Regions from separate parts of the Homo sapiens genome. Here all the other regions are linked to region 4. A link is a loop called in an ENCODE intact Hi-C map of the cell type or tissue named here. Cell type or tissue: GM12878. All regions are shown on one strand. Links, peaks and the distances in the headings refer to the core of each region. The heading gives the core; the rest is flanking DNA.

What was found. Peaks named below come from ENCODE experiments on the same cell type or tissue, not always from the same donor. Only the 100,000 strongest peaks of a DNase experiment are listed, where the experiment ranks them.
Region 1: a loop joins it to region 4, with 3 times the contacts of the local background. A loop is called at or near these places in 1 of 110 quality-filtered maps.
Region 2: it touches region 4 in a loop (4-fold over the local background); 1 of 110 quality-filtered maps calls a loop at or near these places.
Region 3: it touches region 4 in a loop (2.1-fold over the local background); 1 of 110 quality-filtered maps calls a loop at or near these places.

Annotation. Positions count from the first base shown.
Region 1 is chr6:91,328,275-91,333,511 of GRCh38, reverse strand. No RefSeq gene overlaps it. Among named protein-coding and RNA genes, the nearest start is that of MIR4643, 190 kb to the left of the region's middle. In GM12878, for the core only: a CTCF peak has its summit at 3,154 (motif pointing left); a DNase peak (open chromatin) is centred at 3,101.
Region 2 is chr6:92,232,389-92,237,625 of GRCh38, reverse strand. No RefSeq gene overlaps it. Among named protein-coding and RNA genes, the nearest start is that of LINC02531, 490 kb to the left of the region's middle. In GM12878, for the core only: no CTCF peak of the experiment used is centred there; no DNase peak of the experiment used is centred there.
Region 3 is chr6:91,661,649-91,666,885 of GRCh38, reverse strand. All of the region lies in intron 2 of CASC6 (cancer susceptibility 6), which reads left to right. Among named protein-coding and RNA genes, the nearest start is that of CASC6, 26 kb to the left of the region's middle. In GM12878, for the core only: no CTCF peak of the experiment used is centred there; a DNase peak (open chromatin) is centred at 2,325.
Region 4 is chr6:91,480,634-91,485,870 of GRCh38, reverse strand. No RefSeq gene overlaps it. Among named protein-coding and RNA genes, the nearest start is that of MIR4643, 38 kb to the left of the region's middle. In GM12878, for the core only: no CTCF peak of the experiment used is centred there; a DNase peak (open chromatin) is centred at 3,200; H3K27ac peaks cover 2,837 bases.

The sequences.
Region 1 (5,237 bases), core at 769-4,768, 150 kb after region 4:
AGCTTGCCTAGTGATAAAAAAAGAGTGAAGAAAAAAATCTCAATTTTTTATTGGAATAAGTAACAATAATTGAATTCCTAGTATGTTCCACACACATAAATTGTCTAATTCTCACAACATATAAAATAAAACTATTAGGTTCTATTATTATTCCCATGTGGAAAATACTGAGGATTACACAGAGAAGGAAATATTTCAAGACAGAAGCAATGCTGTACCACTGGAGGACATGGAGAAGCCTTCTACCCCAGAGTATACAATGAAGGGCTGCACTGTATGGAGAGAATTTGAAAACAATAATAAAAGCAACTGAAAGTCAGCCTGCTTTATATTATGAATGTGCACTGATAGTGATAAAATATTTCTCCCAGAAATAAAAATTATTTAAAATATTAAAAAAATCAAATTCTAAACAATTGCTACAATTGCAGTTGAGTTTTCAATTAGCTTACTCCTATTATTTACTCTTAAATAAACATTGTATTCTATGCAGTCATTTTAAAGTAGAAAACACTAATCATGTTTGGATGTGCAATAAGCCCAAGCGTATCATTACACCATTAACAGAGAATGTATATTACCCATCACCAGTAACCATGCCACAGCAGGTGAGTTGCTGGACTTTCTCTGAAAGCATTCTTGCTCTTTCTCTAGGAAACTAACATCATGGTTACCTTTTTTCCCCACAGTCTGTATTACCTAAGTATATCAAGTCATTGATTAATTAATTATTAATAAGTAAGGTGGTATTATGAATTAGATGGTGATTTTGAGAGCATTTGGTATAAATTCACTAGAGAATTTTGGATTTCCCAGGGCATGGTATGCAAATCACTCTTTGTAGTTTTCTGAAGAATATAGAAACATAAGGAAAACTGGGGAAAATATGCCACTTCATCATCACCTGAGTCAATGCACAGTTCCTCCCAAATGCAAGATCTCATGAATCATGGTAGAAGTTGGAAAATTTGGTTTTGGCCTGAGCAAGTTCTCTGTCAAATATAAAATTATAAAGTGGATGTGTTCTCTTCAACTATGTGTTGGCTTTTCAAAGATTCTAATAATCTTCCCCTCAACATATTGGTCATGCCCAAGTATTGCATAGATGGGAGGTCTAGAAGGAGTCAACTGGTCTAAGGTTTATGATAATGGTCACAAACGGCAGGGCATCCCCATCAGCCTTACAAGCTTATCTCGTTGGATTGCACTAGTTGTGCCCAGGGGTGGTGAAAGGAAAGGGTACTGAGGAGCTGAGGTAGGAGGAAATTTTCCCTGCATCCTCCTCTCTCATCATGTCCCAGCACATGGGCCTCCTGAACAATCTCTTGTATCTACAGCTTGATAATGCCAAACTAACTGGTCTATGAGAATCCCGTCTATGCTCTTGCTGTGTCACCCAGGCTGGAGTGTAGTGGCGTGATCATGGCTCACTGATGCCTTGACCTCCTGGACTCAAGCGATCCTCACACCTCAGCCTTCTCATGCCAGATTCTTTTTCTTTACTTTTTCTCTCTCCCTTTTTTGTTTGCTTGTTTGTTTATTGTTTGTTTGTTAGAGACAGGGTCTCCTTATGTTTCCCAGACTGGTCTCAAACTCCTGAGCTCAAGCCATCCTCCTGCCTCCACCTCCCAAAGTGTTCACATTACAGGCAGAGCCACCACACCCAGCTACTATCACTATTTACTTACTCCTGAATTATTCCCAAACTATCTCCCAAATCTCTAAAGGACTAGAGAGAAATTAACCCACTTCTGTGGCTTGTACATACATAGTCATACTAATCCCACCTCTGTCTGCTCTCTTTAACTTTCTAGATATCACTGAAGATGAGGAGCCATGTCCCTGAGCAGCCACACACACTTTCCAACTATGGCCTGCACCCAACTTCCTCTTATTTGCTTCAGTTATTATGTGCACCTTTTGCATTTTGCCACTTAAAATGTTGTTCCAAATTGGGGATTTTGAGGATGAGTTACACAGTCTCTCTTTTCTGGGAACTTTGCTCCCTCCAATGTGATTCATATGACTGTGGAGGAAGGCTCCCAGCAGTCATGTTTGTTCCCTGGGATAGTACATGCTGGGCACAACTGTTAGCTCAGGGTGGGCACCTGACCCAATTAGGATAGTCAGAGTCCCTTCTCTTAAACTCTGTGAATAGCACGAAGAGATGGTCTCCTCAGCTGAAGGAACTTTCTTAGGCAGAAGACAAGGAAAACTTGTCAGCTATGTGGGCACCTTATTTTCTGCATATTGGCCAGGAAGCTCATAAAACTGGGCCTGAGGAATAGAGGGAGAAGACTGAAGTGACCATGCAGAGAAGAGAGAGAGAAAGAGAAAGAGAGGAAGACACTGGGCTCTTGTGTGCTTCTGGCACAGAAGAAGTGCTCAATAAATATCTGTTAAATGAACGCATGAACAAATGTGAGAATGACTCCAAACAGCTGTTCATACCCTGACTCCAAGATCTTCCTAAGGTCTGTGAGGAATGCATTATATTAAAATAACAATAAGCTTTCCATTTTAGTTAGGTCACTCTTTTCCTTTTATCCAAAAAACTAAAGAAGAAATATAGTTTGTTCCTATACATCCACTAAGGTCAAACTCAGCTAAAGAAATCAATGTGGTAACATTTACAAATCCCTTTCAATTTCAAGTCCATAAAATAGGCAATTTGCTTCTATATGACTTTACACATTAGCACCAAACATTCTGAAATTTGGCTTGAGAACATTTACCTACAGAGGAATCATACTGGGAAAATTACACACACACACACACACACACACACACACACACACACACAGAGTATATCCATCTTTATTATTTATGTAACCATTTGCTATCCCTTTCAAAAATAGAATGATATTGGTTAGAGGCAGTGTGGCACAGATCTTCTTCAAACTGAAGGCCTATAAAATGGCCATAGAATTGTCCTGTTTCTCTGATTAGATGTTTTAGGCATATTATAAGCATCATTCCCATCTTCTTGATATCCTATTATGTATAGGCCATACTGAGCATCACATGATAGCCTAGGACAGTGGTTTTCAATTTGGAATCATTTTGTCCCCAAGAGGACACTGGCAACATCTTGAAACATTTTTGCTTGTTGCAACCAGAGCAAGGAGGTGCTACTGGCACCTAGTGGGCAGAGGCCAGAGATGCTGCTAAACATCCTACCACTCACACACAGTACAGCCCTGAACAAAAAATTGTTTCCAAATGCAATAGTGCTAAAATTCAGAAATGTTGGTCCATGAACCACCCATCCTAAAGTCCTGGAATACAATTAAGCTAGGATAGGTGTACTGTTTGTGACAGGAACAGAGACTGACTGGCTGGTAGGACTTCCACAGAGTAGCTGAGGTGACATAACCATTAGCCAAGCACTTCAAAGAAATACAATAAGACCCCAAGGAACAACATAGCTAATAATATGTCCTCTACATAGATAACAGGAAAACCACCTGACAGACAGACAGACAGGCCATCACCAGTGCTTCTTCACAGAGATTCACTGAACCAGTTTCAACAAAGGTTTAAAGCTTCCTGAATCTTTCTCTCTACACAAAAAGCCACCACCACCACCAGAGAAAAAAGACTATTGTCAGCCACTTCTCTAACTTTGCTCTCACTCAAACACTCACAGAATATAATGCCCATTAGCAGTGGCATCTTCAAGCACAAAAGATGAATATAAGAGTGTCTGGGTATATTCCAGCTAATAATCTAGCAGAAAACAATGTCCAGCGGAGGGGAATTGTAGATGCAAGCATAATTCATACGCTCCTAAAGTATAAGCTTTAGAAAAATCCTGGATCTAATTACTAATATCATTGAGTGAAAATATTGCCAGAGTCTGCAGTATCTGTTCTGAATGAATTCCGTGTTGTTTAAAATCCAAGCACATTATTTAAAACTTTAGCATACCAACTTATGTTAATGACTGCATGTAACTTTAATTCAACCTGACAAACAGTTGGAAATAAAAGATAATTTAACAGCATTCTAATCAATAAACATTAATTATTTTTTCTTAGTTCTAGGCTGATTTTTTAGTGAATTAATGTAAACCCACCTACAAATGCATCTCACACAATGTCATCATATCATAAATCCATTTTATTAACCTGATAAATGTTTATCATCACAATTGCACTACAACACTAAAATAAACTAGGCCTTTCTTCATAGGCTCTGCATCAGCAATTTTCAAACCATAGGTCACAGAGCAATTGTTATGTATCTGCTAATCTATATTTGTGTGCAAAGCCCAGCCTTTGGAATGATGTCTCTCTTACGCTGATTTTTCCCCAAGCGTAGTTGCTGTTGTAATTAACAAAATAAACATTTTATTTAAAATTGTTGAATTAATACTAACATACCCTCCATTGATAGTTGGTCAAATCAATATTATTATCCACTGAGCAGACCATTTTTTGTTATTTTACAAATGAGTTCTTATCTTCAGAATGCTAAGAACCAGTATCCTGTGTGCTAGGAGAACTGAATTTCTGCTTATGTTCCTTGAATTTATGTAAAAAAAAAATGTCAGCTAACCATGGGATATTCCTTCTGATTCCACATTTGCTCACTGTGGCATTCATAGCACAGCTGTCCAAATCCACCTTGGAATTCATATTTTCCTCCAAGATCAAGGTTTAGTGTGCTTAGCTGTGGGCTTTGTTGATCCATTCCTCTTGAACTTCGTTTGGGCCCATAATTACATGCCCAATATAGAGAAAAATGTCAAGAAAGAAACAGATTTCAATTTCAAGCTTCAGAGGAGTTCTGATAATAAAAATGTGGTGAAAATGATGAAAACTACCTTGACTGATGTACTCTTGTTTTTAGGGACAATGTACTATATGGTGGCTGCGAGAAAGGATACGTGTCAATTCTGAGATTAGGCCTTTGCCAGGGGAAGTTGTCATTTTTCAAAAGGAAAAGCTCTTTTTGATGTAGGAAAAATGTCCAGCCATGCTACTTGCTATGCAAAAACAGTGGGATTGCTTTCTGCATGCCAGAAGCAGGGCAAAGGTACAACCCACCCACTGCCGGGGCCCATTAGCATCTTTTGTCATAATACATGGCAAATGGACCAGTAACTACCCACTGCCAATTAGAGTGATGATGAGCCAACCTAAAATAGGCAGGTGAGCAGACTAAGTGCCCCTGTGGTTTGCCAATTACCTAAATTATCTGCAGTAGTTTTAGTGCACAGCTACCATGAATAC
Region 2 (5,237 bases), core at 783-4,782, 750 kb before region 4:
CAAGAACCAAATCACAAATGAGCTCCCATTCACGATTGCTACAAAAATAAAAGAATAAAATATTTAGAAATATAAGCTAATTAGGAAGGTAAAAGATCTCTACAAGAGAATTACAAACCACCACTCAAAGAAATCAGAGATAACACAAAGAAATAGAAAGACATTCCATGCCCTTGGATAGGAAGAATCAATATCACAAAAATGGCCATAATGCCCAAAGCAATTAATAGATTCAATGCTATTCCCATTAAACTACCATTGACATTCCTAACAGAACTGGAAAAAATTATTTTAAAATTCATATGAAACCAAAAAAGAGATCGAATAGCCAAGGCAATCCTAAGCAAAAAGAGCAAAGCTGGAGGCATCATGCTACCTGACTTCAAACTATACTACAGGGCTATGGTAACCAAAATAGCATGGTACTGGTACAAGAAGAGATACATAGACAAATGGAACAGAAAAGAGAACCCAGAAATAAGACCACACACCTACAACTATCTGATCTTCGACAAACTTGATAAAAGCAATGGAGAAAGGATTCCTTGTTCAGTAATGGTGCTGGGATAACTGGCTAGCCGTATGCAGAAGACTGAAACTGGATGCCTTCCTTACACCATATACAAAAATCAACCCAAGATGGATTAAAGACTTAAATGTAAAACCCTGGAAGACAACCTAAGCAATATGATTCAGGACATAGGCCCAGGCAAAGATTTCATGATGAAGATGCCAAAAGCAATTGCAACAAAAGCAAAATTGGAAAATGGGATCTAATTAAACTAAAAAGCTCTGCACAGCAAAGGAAACTATCAGTAGAGTAAACAGACAACCTACAGAATGGGAGAACATTTTTGCAAACTATGCATCTGACAAAGGTCTAATATCTAGCATCCATAAGGAACTTAAACAAATTTAAAAGAAAAAAAATGGCCCCATAAATATAGGCAAAGTAAACGAACAGACACTTTTCAAAAGAAAACATACATGTGGCCAACTATCATGAAAAAAAAAGCTCAACATCACTGATCATTAGAGAAATGCAAATCCAAACCACAATGAGATACCATCCAACAGCAATCAGAATAGCTATTATTAAAAAGTCAAAAAATAACAGATGTTAGCAAGGTTGTAGAGAAAAATGAATGCTTTTACACTGTTGGTGAGAATGTAAATTAGTTCAAACCATGTGGAAGACAGTGTGGCAACTCCTCAAGGACCTAAAGCCAGAATTACCATTTAACCCAGAAATCCCATTACTGGGTATATACCCAAAGGAATATAAATCATTCCATTATAAAGACATATGCATGTTTATGTTCATTGCAGCACTATTCACAAGAGCAATGACATCTAATCAACCCAAATGCCCATAAATGACAGATTGGATAAAGAAAATGTGGCTCACATACACCATGGAATACTATGCAGCCATAATAAAGAAGCACATCATGTCCTTTGCACGGACATGGATGAAGCTGGAGGCCATTATCCTTAGCAAACTAACACAAGAACAGAAAACCAAATAGCGCATGTGCATATTAATAAGTGGGAGCTAAATGACGAGAACACATGGACACATAGCGGGGAACAAAACACCCTGGGGAGTTTTGGAGGGTGGAGTTGGGGAGGAGGGAGATAATCAGGAAAACAACTAATGGGTACTAGGCTTAATACCTGGGTGATGAAATAATCTGTATAACAACCCCCACGACACAAGTTTACCTATGTAACAAACCTGCACTTGTACCCCTGAAATTAAAAGTTAAAAAAAAATTAAAGTAGAATTCAAAATTTCAGAAGATAGGCTGTGGCAAATTTCCTATCTTTTTAGTGCTATTCCTCAGATTATCATTTTATTATTTTTAAATTTATACTCATATTCACAGAAACACATGAAAACATTATAATCAGTTGTATAAATGTAAAGTTTTTCATCAAGAATTTAAAAAATTGTTATATTACTCCTACTATATTACAATAGATACAGAGTAAGATTGAAAAGTAGGTGGTAGCCATAGTAGAAGGTCACAAATCAATATTATCTTCCCCATAATATAAGTTTACACCTATTCAAGAGAAAGTTTAAAAATTGAAGACATAGACATCATGACCAATTAATTTATAAACTTGATTGAAATATAAGGACAAAAATCAAATAAATATACATAATTGCAAATAATAGCAATATGTACATTCAGCAGGTACAGTCACCAGCTTATCATCTGCTTCTCTTCTTCCCTGTTAGACTGCCTTAATATAGGAAAGAAGGTCTATTGAACAAACCAGACTGCATCTAATAAGTCCCCATGGTAGTGTGGCATTCCTGAAAATATAAAACTAAAACACAAAGTACTGCTAAATAATATTGCCTTGGGGACTGGATTGGCAGAAATTCTGCCTCATTAAAGTAACATTAAAAGTTAATTTAAAAGTCCCAACATGCAGTTTTATTCAATACCTAATATAGTGGAAATAAAACCCATTTCTGTGCTGCTACAGTATTGGATACTATGTGGGCTTATGTGACAATGTTAGCTGATTATATCCTGATAAAATAATGGAAATATTAATATCATTTTCTTTTCACAATGGAATATTAAGTTATACACAGTTAAAATCTTCTAATTTTCTATAATATGAATAAGTATAATAATGTTCTTGTAATAGCATGTAAATGATGACGAATAGCATTATTCTGTTACAACACATAAACATAAACATTTAATAATACAGATGAAAGAATCACTAAGGAAAATTCTGCCTTATCTATTAAGTAATAGACTTGAGGAACTTTTGTATTTATGAAAATCATTAGCTTTATTTGCCAAATCAAATTATATTGGTTAAATATAATGGATTAACCAGTCAGCAAGTATATGAACTTAACTTCTATATCATGTATAGAAGTAATGCATAGACATTACTGTCAAATCAATTTATAGCTTTATTAAAAGATAGAAACAAAACGTGTTCAGAGTGTTTTTTGAATGCCATGTCATGAACAAAATGGTGTGAAATAGGGCCATGAGATTATCCTGCTCTCAAGATGCATATGATCTTATGAATAAAATAAAAAATAGAGGAAATATTTAATTAGAAAAGCAAAAGATGCCAACAATGTGTATTATTAAAATATGAAGTTTCAGCTAAAGTGATTAGGGACACTTTTTCATTTTGATCAGATCATGAAGAAGGAAAAGGGCATTGTATCAGTAGGAAACTGGTGAGAAACAGACACCACATTCAAATACAGGATTGAGTAGAGGGTCTATTAATAATGGTGTGAGCAGGATTAAGGAAAACCAGTAAGGAATGAGGCAATATTTTGGAAATAAAAACAGAGTGTCATTACTGGTTCCCATAACAAGGGAAGGAAACAGCATGTAACCAGAAAGAGGAAAATTAACATAGTTGTAGGATAGGACTACTTATTAGGAGCTTGCAATACTAGAAAGGTAGAGGAAAAAGTACCTTGAGCTTGCCCTCATTTCTGCTGGTAACTTTCATTAGTCAAAACCACTCGAACCTGGAGGACAAGAGAGACCACTATGATTCTAAAAAGGTTAGCCTCTCAAGATGGACAAGGGTGGAGGGTGGATATAGAAGAAAAAATAGAGAATATACACCACAGATATGAATGTCTATTATAGAAGCACATTAATATTGGAGGGCTGCTAACTTAAAATTGTATAAAATACCACATTGAATTTTTTCTTATAAACACAACAAGATAAATTTGAGCCAGATTATTCACCAATGATAAACAAAATCATATTGCCAGTACTCTAGAACCCTTTGTGTGCTCCTTTGTGATCACAGCCATAACTGATCCTGATTTTGAGATAATTTCTTCTTTCCATTTTTTGCTACCTATTCACATATCCTTAAGTAAGACCATTTAGCTTTGCTTGTTCTGGAAATGTTCATGATTTAAATCATTCCATCTACATATTTTTAAGTTTGTCATCTTGTACACAACATTTTGCTCTAAAGATTTATCCATGGTTTTGCATGTAGAAATAATTTGGTCACTTTCACTTTTGTAAATTATTCACTATCCTACAATTTATGTGTCTATTTATATACATTTGGGCTGTTTCTCTGGCTTTTAGCTATATAAAAATGTCACTCTGAGCATTTTTGCACATAGATTTTGATGAATACTTGCATAAGCTTCTCTGGAATACAAACCTCAGGTCATAGAGTTTGCATAGTTTTGTCTTTGTTAGATAATGCTAACTGTTTTCTAAAGCAATTGGCAATATATACTTCCACCAAGAATGTGTGAAAGTTTCCATAGCTTCATATCCACACCATGTGTTATTGTCCAACCTTTAAATTTTTGTCAATTTGATGGATGTGTAGAGTTATCTTTTGATAAACATAAGCTCTTAGTTTTAATGTAATATAACTTCTCAAGCAATGTGTTGTGGTTAATTCATCTTATATCTTGTTTGAGAAATCTTTACCCCAAGAGTCATGGAAATGTTATTCCATATTTTTTCTGAAAACCATTTTGGTTTGTCTTTCACACGGAGGCTTTTAATCGGTCTGAAATGATGTTTTGTGTGTGGTAATAAGGTCAGTGTGCAATTTTCTCTTTTTTTTTCTACTTTTTAAATAACCACTTTTTTTCTCCACTGATATGCAGTGTTACCTCTATTACATATCAGTAATTTATAGAAATATGGCCTTGTAATGAAGATTTTAATATGCTGAATCTTTACAAAAATAGATATAGGCTGGTATTACTCCCTGGTAGAAATGAGGAAACAGATTGATAAAGTTAACATCTTTCCAGTACCAAATGACTAATAAGAGACAAATTCAGGATTCTGATCCACGTTGTTCTAAATCCAAAATCAAAGCTCTTTCCACCATGACACTCTGAGAAGAGAGAACAAGGATTCTTTTTTCGGATATTATTTGATTGAATTATCTCCTTATAAATTCTGGTTCCTTTCTACATCAACTCTTAGTATATTCATTTGTGTTTCTTTCTCCCATCTAAACTTCTTGGTGTTAATCTCTACTTGTAGTTATCTATAGAATCTGAAAAAAACTTTTTTTCTATTCAGAAACTCCAAAAGTGCTCTCACTTTCCCAACCGTTTCATTTTGCTTTTGAGCTAATTCCTCAAAGTCAGTATGACTCTTGGTTGTATAATCAGTGAATTTACCTTCAATTGCTTTCCACTATTTTCTTCCATTACCTTTGTTTTCTCTAGCTTTGCT
Region 3 (5,237 bases), core at 559-4,558, 180 kb before region 4:
TGTCACTCATCTCTAGGTAGGCCAAACTTATCTGATTTACAAAGGTAACACCAAGCACTGCCCTAAATCGCAAAATATGAATGCACTCGATATTCTTTAGGAGCAAGAGCTTTTGATTTAAGAAAAAAAAAAATGAGTTTTCTATTCACCGAAACAGAAGTTTTTAAAGTCTATGGAAAGAATGGAAACAAAAGAAGAGAAAACATGTAACATAAAAGATAGCATTTCAAAGGAGTCATGCTAATAAGCTCGACAATATTCAAATAAAACTGGTCCCTGTTCAGGGTCAAGTTTTACAAAGAGCATCCATGTAACTGATGGATAGGTTAACTCAAACAAAGGCCCTGGGCCTGGGTCTAAAAATCTCTTTTACTGGAGAAGAACTCCACGATGCCATAGAATTACAGTACACTGCCTACTAGACTCATCTGGCCCACAATCACCTCTAAGAGAAAACCTGTGAGAGGGGAAATTCAGAAAAAGAAAAAGAGTCAACGAGAATATCAAGGCAATTGGGATGGTGCAGTTCTTCCAACTGAAATTTTCTTTCATAAGCTCATTTATAACTGTGTGTGTTTGGTTGTTTTTCTGAAGTGTTTTCTTATAATTTTCAGGAAATAACCAGATAAAAAACTGAAATGTAAGCAATAGGCAGCAGACAATTTGTAAAATATTTCTGTCATAGTAAGTTCCATTGTACATAGAGATCTCTGAAGAGTACCATTGGCCACAGGATTTAGTAATGACTTATTAAAATAGTTTGTGGAAACAAAATAATAGACTATTAATCAATACAAAGGTATGAATCTGAACTATGGATTAAGCTGAGTTTGTGGGGTTGTTGAAATGATATTATATTATACCAGCTGAAAATACATATGTGAATTCCTATGTATTCTTAAAATCAGCCCTAAAGTTGACATTCAATAAGATAGGAAAAGTTTATGTCTGTATAGGTGAAGAACCATGAGTCTTTTTACAGAGATTATCAGTCACTATACCTTAATTGTAAAATCAGTTACAGGAATAAATAAGATTCTGTGAATAATCAACAATTAATGATCAAAAATTATTTTCTAATATTCTTCTTTCCTTAGTCAAATAAATCACCAACTCCTATCAGGTCTATATTTTTAAAATGTCTTGGTTTCTTCACCTCTGCTTTATCTACCTACCACTGTTCAGTCCATATATAAATTATATTATACCTGAGATATTATATAAACCTGACTATGCTATTATCTGTTCATAGTCCTTAAACTTCCATTCCTTTTGGAAAAGAAAATAAAAAGGAAAAAAATATTTAGCCTGGTATGGAGTATAAGAGCTGTTATGTTGTAGCTCCTAGGTGTGTCTCTCTCATCTCACCTCTTGCCATTCTCATCTTACACACCTGCATTCCAGGAACATAAAATTATTCAACAACTGCTTTATTGAATGCCTATTATGTACTAGGCTGAGTATATGGTGGTTCTTGTCCTCAAATTCATTTCTTCTAGAAAGCACAGAAAAGATAGTAAATTATAATTGTAACTTTTCAAGAAAGCTACACAGCAAAAATAAATGGCAATATAATACAAAATAATCAGTAAGGGCCAGGTGCAGTGGCTCATGCCTGTAATTCCAGCACTGTGGGAGGCCAAGGCGGGCAGATCATCTGAGGTCATGAGTTTGAGACCAACCTGGCCAACATGGCGAAACTCTGTCTCTACTAAAAAAATACAAAAATTAGCCAGGTGTGGTGGTGGGCGCTTGTAGTCCCAGCTACTTGGGAGGCTGAGGCACGAGAATCACTTGACTCTGGGAGGTAGAGGTTGCAGTGAGCAGAGATGGCGCCACTGCACTCCAGTCTGGGTGACAGAGTGAGACCAAAAAAAAGAACAAAAGGAAATAATCATAATAGGGGGCTTGGGTAGTATTCATTCAGAGAGAAGGAGTTTGTAAGGTCTCTGCAAATGAGAGATATCTGAGTCAAGATATGCAGTTTGAGAAGGAGCCGGCCATTTGAAGCACCAAGGACAGGTTGATTCACATAGGGGAAACAGAAAGGAAAGAATCTAAGATGAGGCAAGAGGTGCCTAGACTAGGATGAACAAGTGGTCTCATATAGGAGGTTCTTAGAGACACAGGGAGTTTCAGGTCACATAAAGACTTTCAGGCTCTGATGAAGAATTTAGATTTTATACCAAGTATAGATAGATTTAAGCAGGAAGTGACATGAAAAACTTTCTAAATATTTCACAGTAGCCACAATGTAGAGGATGTGGTAGATCTGGAAAGGTAGTAAAAACACCACTCTCTGCTCTCTGTACTTCTCTACTTATTCCTGCCTGATCACGACTATTTATGGCCAGGAGACTGACATAAGTCCAAGAGCATTCACTTACCCAAGTGACTCACTGGGGACTTTGAACCTGAAAGAGAGAGAGGAACCAAGGGAGAACAGTTCTGATATACCCTGCAGAATGTGCTTTGCACCTTGGAGGCTCCTGGAGTGTAATAGACATGACAGCCTGCTCCACCTCAGCCATGTACCATGGCTTATTGCTTGAGGTTTCATGAATCTCTGATCCAGTAACTTTCTCAATGGACCAGTGAAGAAAATAACAATACCAGTAATACAGGTAAATAATAATAGCCACAATTAACTAAATGCTGCCCACAGGCTAGGTATTTGTGATGGACACTGTATTAGTCTGTTCTCATGCTGCTAGTAAAGGCATACTCAAAACTGGGTAATTTATAAAGAAAAAGAGGTTTAAAGTACTCACAGTTCCATGTGGCTGGGGAGGCCTCACAATCACGGTGAAAGGCAAAAGGCACATCTTACATGGCGGCAGGCAAGAGACAATGAGAGCCAAGCAAAAGGGAAAACCACTTATAAAAACATCAGATCTCATGAGACTTATTCACTACCACGAGAGCAGTATGGGAGAAACAATCCCCATGATTCTATTATCTCCCACCAGGTTCCTCCCACAACAAGTGGGAATTATGGGAGCTACAATTTAAGATGCAATTTGGGTGAGGACACAGCCAAGCCACATCAGATACATTATCATCATTAGTGCTCTTATCAACTCTGCAATGTAGATAGTTTCTCCCACTTTCAAAATGATAAACTTTATGGGTCTGAGCAGATGTTGAATCTCAAGTGGTGAAGCCAGCATTCAAACTTCAGTCTTGCCTGATTTTAAAATCCATTTTCTTTTTATTACTTTTCCCAAACAAAGAAGGTTTTATTTGGATTTTTGTTATAGTTTTGTTTGCAAAACTCAATAATTTGACACTTTTTATTTCTCCCCTTAGTTTCTATAGCACTTAAATAAACAAAAATCTATCCCTAAAATTTTCATGTCCAAAAAATAAGCAAATAAATACAATTATAAGAAGTATAGAAAAAATTAATAAAAAAATTGAAAAATAACACATCTCCCCGACATTAAAATAAAACGTTAATAACAAGAAAAAGGAGATCAATAAGTGGTTTGGTCTAATTTGGTTCTCCCTGGATGGACAGCACCAGGTGGCAAGAAAATGCCTTAAAGTAGATGAGTGTCATGCTTCCCTCCCTGAACTTAGGCTGCCTTGTCAGTGTAGTCACCTGGAATGGCTTCCAAACGGAGCTTATGTACAACAGGAACAAAAATGAAGTCCCTTAGGGTTGAAGCTAAAGGCCAACGTATGCTCTAAAGTGTTTCAAAACTGGTCATGGTGCTTCTGGTCTTGAGAACATCCCTGACAAGGTGGGAATGAAGGCTGCATGCTCTGGTCATAGGTGCCGATGGGGCTTCCATCACCTCCAGTGTCATTGGGCACCTAAAGAGTGTGCAGCAGGCCGGGCACGGTGGTTCACGCCTGTAATCCCAGCACTTTGGGAGGCCGAGGCAGGCGGATCACGTGAGGTCGGGTGTTCGAGACCAGCCTGACCAAAATGGAGAAACCCCGTCTCTACTAAAATTACAAAATTAGTCAGCTGTGGTGGCTCATGCCTATAATCCCAGCTACTCAGGAGGCTGAGTCAGGAAAATCGCTCGAACCCAGGAGGCGGAGGTTGCAGTGAGCCAAGATTGTGCCATTGCCCTCCAGCCTGGGCAACAAGAGCAAAGCTCTGTCTCAAAAAAAAAAAAAAAAAAAAAAAAAAAAAAAAAAAAGAGTGTGCAGCATAATTGAAGTTCTAGAGCCAGACTTTAGACAAGGCAATAGTCCTACAAACACTCCCTGGCTATTTGCCATCTATCTAAAGCTACTCCTAGCTTCCATTTTTTAAATATTTCATTATTGAAGAATCAGAGCAGCAAAGTCAAATGTCTCATAGCACTCATAGCAGATAATTATTTTGCTAGGTGACGGTGGCAGCCTCAGCAGAGGGAAAACAGGAATGACTTATTAACATTTTTAGATGATTGACGACAGGTGTCTTCATTTTGGCAAGGGAAACTTTTAGTCAACTGAAAAGGCATGGGCTTTGGAGTCAGACTACTAGATTTCAATGAGGACTTTTGAGCTATGCTGTGACCTTAGCCAGGTTAATTTAATTACACTAATTTGCAAAATCTCATGTTTACAAAAGGAGAATAGGTAGTTTATAACATAAGAAACGGTGTATAACATATAGATGGTGCTCAATAAATATTTGTTTTATTTTTTCTTCTTCTTTAAGTAGTTTCTTGTAGCAAAAGAGAGTTTAGCCATGGAAGCCTGCTTATTAAATGAAGTATGTTGAAAAAAAAAAGAAACCACTAAGGAACCATGTGTCCTTCACCAACTCATTTAACACCTCTTAGTCTTAGTTTCAACATTTTTCAGAGAAAATTATATCCCCCAAAAGCAATTATAGAACAAAAGATAAGAATAATTATGATTCACATGATCTTTATTCAGAGATTATTACTCATAGAGCTTGAGAAAAAAATGTTGAAAAGCCAGGTACTTTGATTATTATAATGTTCTCATATTTCTTACTGGGCCTATGAAATACCAAAAATAAACACTAAAGATAAAAGATATTTGAAAGCAGTGCTATTCCTTTGGAAGTTACTTCCTTCCAAAATTTAAGAGGATTCTGATGTTCCCTTAGATTACTTTTTGTGAGAATTGTTTTTATAGAGATACATATGTACATGATTCTTAGCTATTAGTACTAAAATGTGTTTTCTCTCTGAGATATAAATGATGTTCAAAGGCCAATCACTCTGCACAAATGTCACCATTCTCAAGATTGATTTAGCATTTCT
Region 4 (5,237 bases), core at 765-4,764:
GTATTCACAGATATATGAAAATGTAGGCATAATTATTGCTCTTCATATGCAATCTTCAAATGTAATCATTTACATTCCCACATCAAAGATTATTGACTAGGCAGCTATCTGTGGATCCAAATAAATCATTAAATTCAGCCAAGCCCTGAGGCAGCATAGATCATTGGTAGAGCACATTGCTTAGGACCTAAATGAAATAGACCTATGTTCAACACATTTGTTGAGGGGTGGAAGGGGGAGAGAAAAGACCTGTAAATCCTGCTCAGATTTAAAGAAAAATAAAATAAACATTTGAAGATCCAAGTATATCTCTGTGTCCTGACTTGGTATCTTTGAAGCAATGAGAGAACTCAATTTGAAAAAGTCCACCCAAGAGCAGACTTATGGTAGGTTTCCTTAACCCTCCCATGGATAGACACACCGGATGTGCAGCTACTACTACGTTTTTTAGAGATGCCCCATTTGGGTCACACAGGAAAATGTGCTGTTTCCCATGTCCTGAGAACATAGTAGTAGAGAGAGCTCCATGTCAACATAGCTCATTAGACCAATTAAGAGTATGACAGGGAGGAGGATATGGGAGAAGGATGTCCTGCTACACTGCATGTGGCTGCACATGTGTGCTGTCCCCAGAGGGAGGCACAATAGCAGCATGGACCCAGCAACTATGTAGGAAAATACATGCCTGAGAGCTATGGATGCCCCCAGGTGATTCTATCATCTGTTCCTTTTTATAATAATTCCTCTCTCATCTTTTAAGTTTTGTAAGAATTCATCAAACAATATGTACTAGCTCCTGGAAAGGTATAGGGTTATAAAATTTTAAAAGTGCAGTTTATGCCCCTAGCTTAGTAGAAAATTAAAGATTTCAGGGTCTTCCATATGTAAAAGCTCTACCTCTAAGCCACATCAATTTATTCTTTCTGATATGTACATTATTGTTTACATGTAGAAAAATTTGTGAAGCATTATATATTAGAGTGGGAAGATATGTTTTGAAACCTAACTTGGCTGTCATACAATTTTGCATGATCCATATTCTAATAATAATTAGTGAGGGTCTATTGAAGATCTATTTCTTTTTTTTTTTTTTTTTTTTTGTGATGGAGTCTCGCTCTGTCGGCCAGGCTGGAGTGCAGTGGTGCGATCTCGGCTCACTGCAAGCTCCACCTCCCAGGTTCATGCCATTCTCCTGCCTCAGCCTCCCTAGTAGCTGGGACTACAGGCACCCGCCAACACACCCGGCTAATTTTTTGTGTTTTTAGTAGAGACAGGGCTTCACCGTGTTAGCCAGGATGGTCTCGATCTCCTGACCTCGTGATCTGCCCACCTCAGCCTCCCAAAGTGCTGGGATTACAGGCGTGAACCACAGCGCCCGGCCTGAAGATCCAAGTACTCTGGCTTCCTTTAATTCTGCCCACAAATCTCTGATACAGATTGTTTTACTTTACATTTAATAGATAAAGTAAAAAGTTTTAAAAAACCTATTTAGGTGAGCAAAGGAAAATACCTTGCCCAAGATCACAGAGTAAAATATCTAGATTAGGAATTGTGATAGTCACATGCTATACCATATTAAGAATGTATATATACACATACATTTATATATACATACAAATCAAAAATATTTTCACTTGATACTTTAAAACTTACCTTTAAAATGTTATATAGGCAAACATTCTATTTGAGTACATGCTTAGCATATGTTTATGTTAACATTATTTGAAATAATTATTCAGTAGTAGCTAACTAAACATAGTGTTTTAAAGTCTTCAGAGTATTTTTACATGTACTGTCATATTCCATGCCAAAAACTTACTACTAATAATAATTACTTTTTATCATTAAGAATTTTGCTAGGCTAGAGCATGCTAAATTAATCAAAGCAGATTTGATCTTCACATTTCACAAAGGAAGTAACTAAGAACCTACGACCTAAAATAACCTGCCCAAGATGACAGGGCAAATAAGCAGCAGCACCAGCACAGGCTCTAATCCAAATCTTCCGGCTTCGAGGCATGTGTGCATGGGAATATATGAGTGAATAGAGATTTGATATGTTATGGAATTTATACACTTGATCACCTTTCTCAGCCAGCAAGAGATGTATCAGAAATTACTATAAGCCTGGAAAATAGCTTGTACCCACTAAAATGTTGTATAAAATGTTTAAAACTCAACAACAGCATGGATCTTAGAAGTTTCCATTTCTGCTGCACACTTTAGTCATGAGCTTTCCCTTTACCGTGGAAAGCAGTAGCATTCTGAGTCAGATTAACTGTCTACATGTGAAACCAACACAGAATCGGGTATCCTCACCCCCTCTCCTAGGCCACTTCTGTAAAAGTCTGGGAATTAAATGTTTTTTTGTACATAGTTTCTTTTATTATGTGAAATCATGAGTTACTGCGAAAACAGGCAACTGAAAGCATAATATATTATCTGTTTAGATTTAGGACGCATCAGAGTATAAGTGCTATCTAAGCCAGGTTGTATTTATCTTATATTGGCCAACAAAAACAGCTGCTTCAGTACTTGAACCCATGGTTTTGGCTCCGTAGCTCTTTTAGTCAAATCAGGTAAATCCCTAATAAGATCAAATAACTGGCTTAATCATGGAATGAACATAGTAAAATTAAAATGTTGATTAACAAAATATCTATCATATGAGAAGCCACATGCATCATACCCATAACCTATATTGCGCTATTTTCATAAACAAGCGATTTAAACAAAGACGTTAGAGGAGCACAGTAACATCAAGGAAACAAAAAAAATTACATAACATTTAGATAAATACCTGTTCTGTCCTGGCATGCAAATTGAGTAGGGATAGAGTAGTTACACAGACTGTGCATTCTGCAGTCTGGCTATGGTCTGCTTGGAACTGCAACCGTGTTTTAATGGCAAATTCAGAGGGATGGAATGTATATTGCAAGCTTGACTTTTCTAATAATCTTTGCTCTGCTCTAACATTCCTGACTTCTATGGTAGTGGTAGCGTTTTATATTTTACAGAGTGAGATCATTTTAAAAATACTGTTATGCAGGCAATTAAGATTAAAGCCAACTTCCCCTTCACACTCTCAAGTAATATGCTTCTGTATCCAAAAGATAAGAACTTGAGAAATGACTCACTGGGACAGGCCAATGGGCCTAGAGTCCAGAAATCTGTCTCTGACAGTGACAGCAAAGGGTTTTTTAGGGGATTGCATGGTTACCCACCATGACATTACCCTGAAGAAGCAGGAAGTGTATATTAAGAACACCTGATGACCTTTAACAATCTGTTATGAATCTGACATCAAAATGTATCTAATCCTTTGTGAACTTATACATTCATTTGGCTTCTGATGCCTTTACTGCATCAGGCAGCCTAGGAGTAGGAGTCAAACATCCTTTGTTTCAATACAAACTGTTTCACTGCTGGTTGAATGAACTTGGGGAAATCCTTTTACTTCTCACAGCCTCAGTTTGTTTATCTGTAAAAAGCAACCGTAACTGTCCTGCCTACATAATCAAATTTCAAAAAGTTATTGTAAAGAACAAGTGAGAAAATTAACATAAAATGCAATGATCCAGATTTAAAAGTAACATTCTAATTACCTTACAGAATTCCCAGGCTCATCTCCCATAGCAAGTTACTGACTACTTGGAAGAGGTCATGGACATCTAAAAGGTGGAGTTCTCACTAGGCCATTCCTCTTTCAGATAATTAAGAATATTACATAAGAGCAGACAAACAGCTATATTCTTTGAATAGACAATTGTTAGTTTATATCACTCAGGAAATACAGTCTCATCTTTGCCTTTTTGTTTCTAAAAATAAAAATAATTGATTCAAAAATAATATTAAACACTTACTATGTCCATAGGCTACTGTTCTGATGACAAGTAGAGTTTACATTGTTTTATATGCCTATATTTACCGCTGATTTTAGAACTGGAACTCAATGTGGTTTTTAAGATTCAGAAACTGTTTCTTCATATGTTTGTTTGTGTCTCAAAAAATCTAAAATTTCTGGGAAGAATAACTGAGTCTTCCAGAAACCATGTTGTTTTTCTACAAGGAAGAATTAAAAGTTATACCATAAAATATATAGCTAAAAAAGGAACAATTCAGTGTGTGAGAAAAAAGAAATAAAGATGTAGAAGAAATTTGCCCTCAAAGAAAAATATACATGATCCAATCAATTTCCAAAAGATTATGATGATTCAAGTCATTAAACAAATTATCAAAATTTCAAATATTTTGAACCAGTTAAAGGCTCTTTTGCCTTCTTCAAAGCAGTTCCCAATTTGTAATTTTCTATCAGTTATCCACACTTTACCATTTCTGACATGTACTGACCTTTCCATATTAATAACTTCTTTACTGGATTTACAATTTTGCTAATACAGCTGTCAGGACTGTGTTTTTGTAAGATGTGAGGATGAGAGAGGTCAGCAGTTTCAGTAACACACTTTTTAGTAAGATCATGAATTTGTAAAGATGGTACAGAAGTACAGTTGCCTTTTCCAGATAATTTAAACTGGGAAATGCGATAGGAGACAGTGGGACATTGCAGATTAATGTATCTTAAGGAGCTCAAAGAGCAGATTTAGGGAGAAAGGAAGATTAAAAATTCCTGGAAGATGAAGCTTCTACTCCTTCAAAGACGTAAGAAAAAATACTCCCCAAAAAGTCTCTTTTTCACTTGTACCTTTACCAAGATCATTACTTTTTTAAAAGTCAGGTACAGTATTGTGCCCCCAAATGACCTACTCTGTAATTCCACTTTGCTAATGATCATTCTTCTCCACTTTTATTGAAACATTCATGAGGTAAACTCAGGAAGATAACAGGGGAATTCCTCTGAAGCCTGCACGGTGCTTTCAGTGTTTTAAGTGACACTCTATTAAGCCATCCTGTGTGATGGGTCAACATACTACATCTGAAACAATTCGATTTTAGACATGCTAACTGCTTTATCGCATCTTGCAGTCTCTAACCAAGTAGCATTTAGCTTCATCATTGTAGTCTCTTCATTTATTTTAAGACCAAGTCACAAGAACAACCTTACCTGATTTTAATTGCTCTGCCCAGTCTCTAAAATATTTGTAATTGTTATACATTTGAATCAAATTTATTAACAGACATATGGTTATAATAGAGAAATCACTCCAGCTGGTGAAGCCCCATGCTAAGCTGACAATAATTTGATCATTTGCAAATCATTGTTACTTGAATGTTTTCTT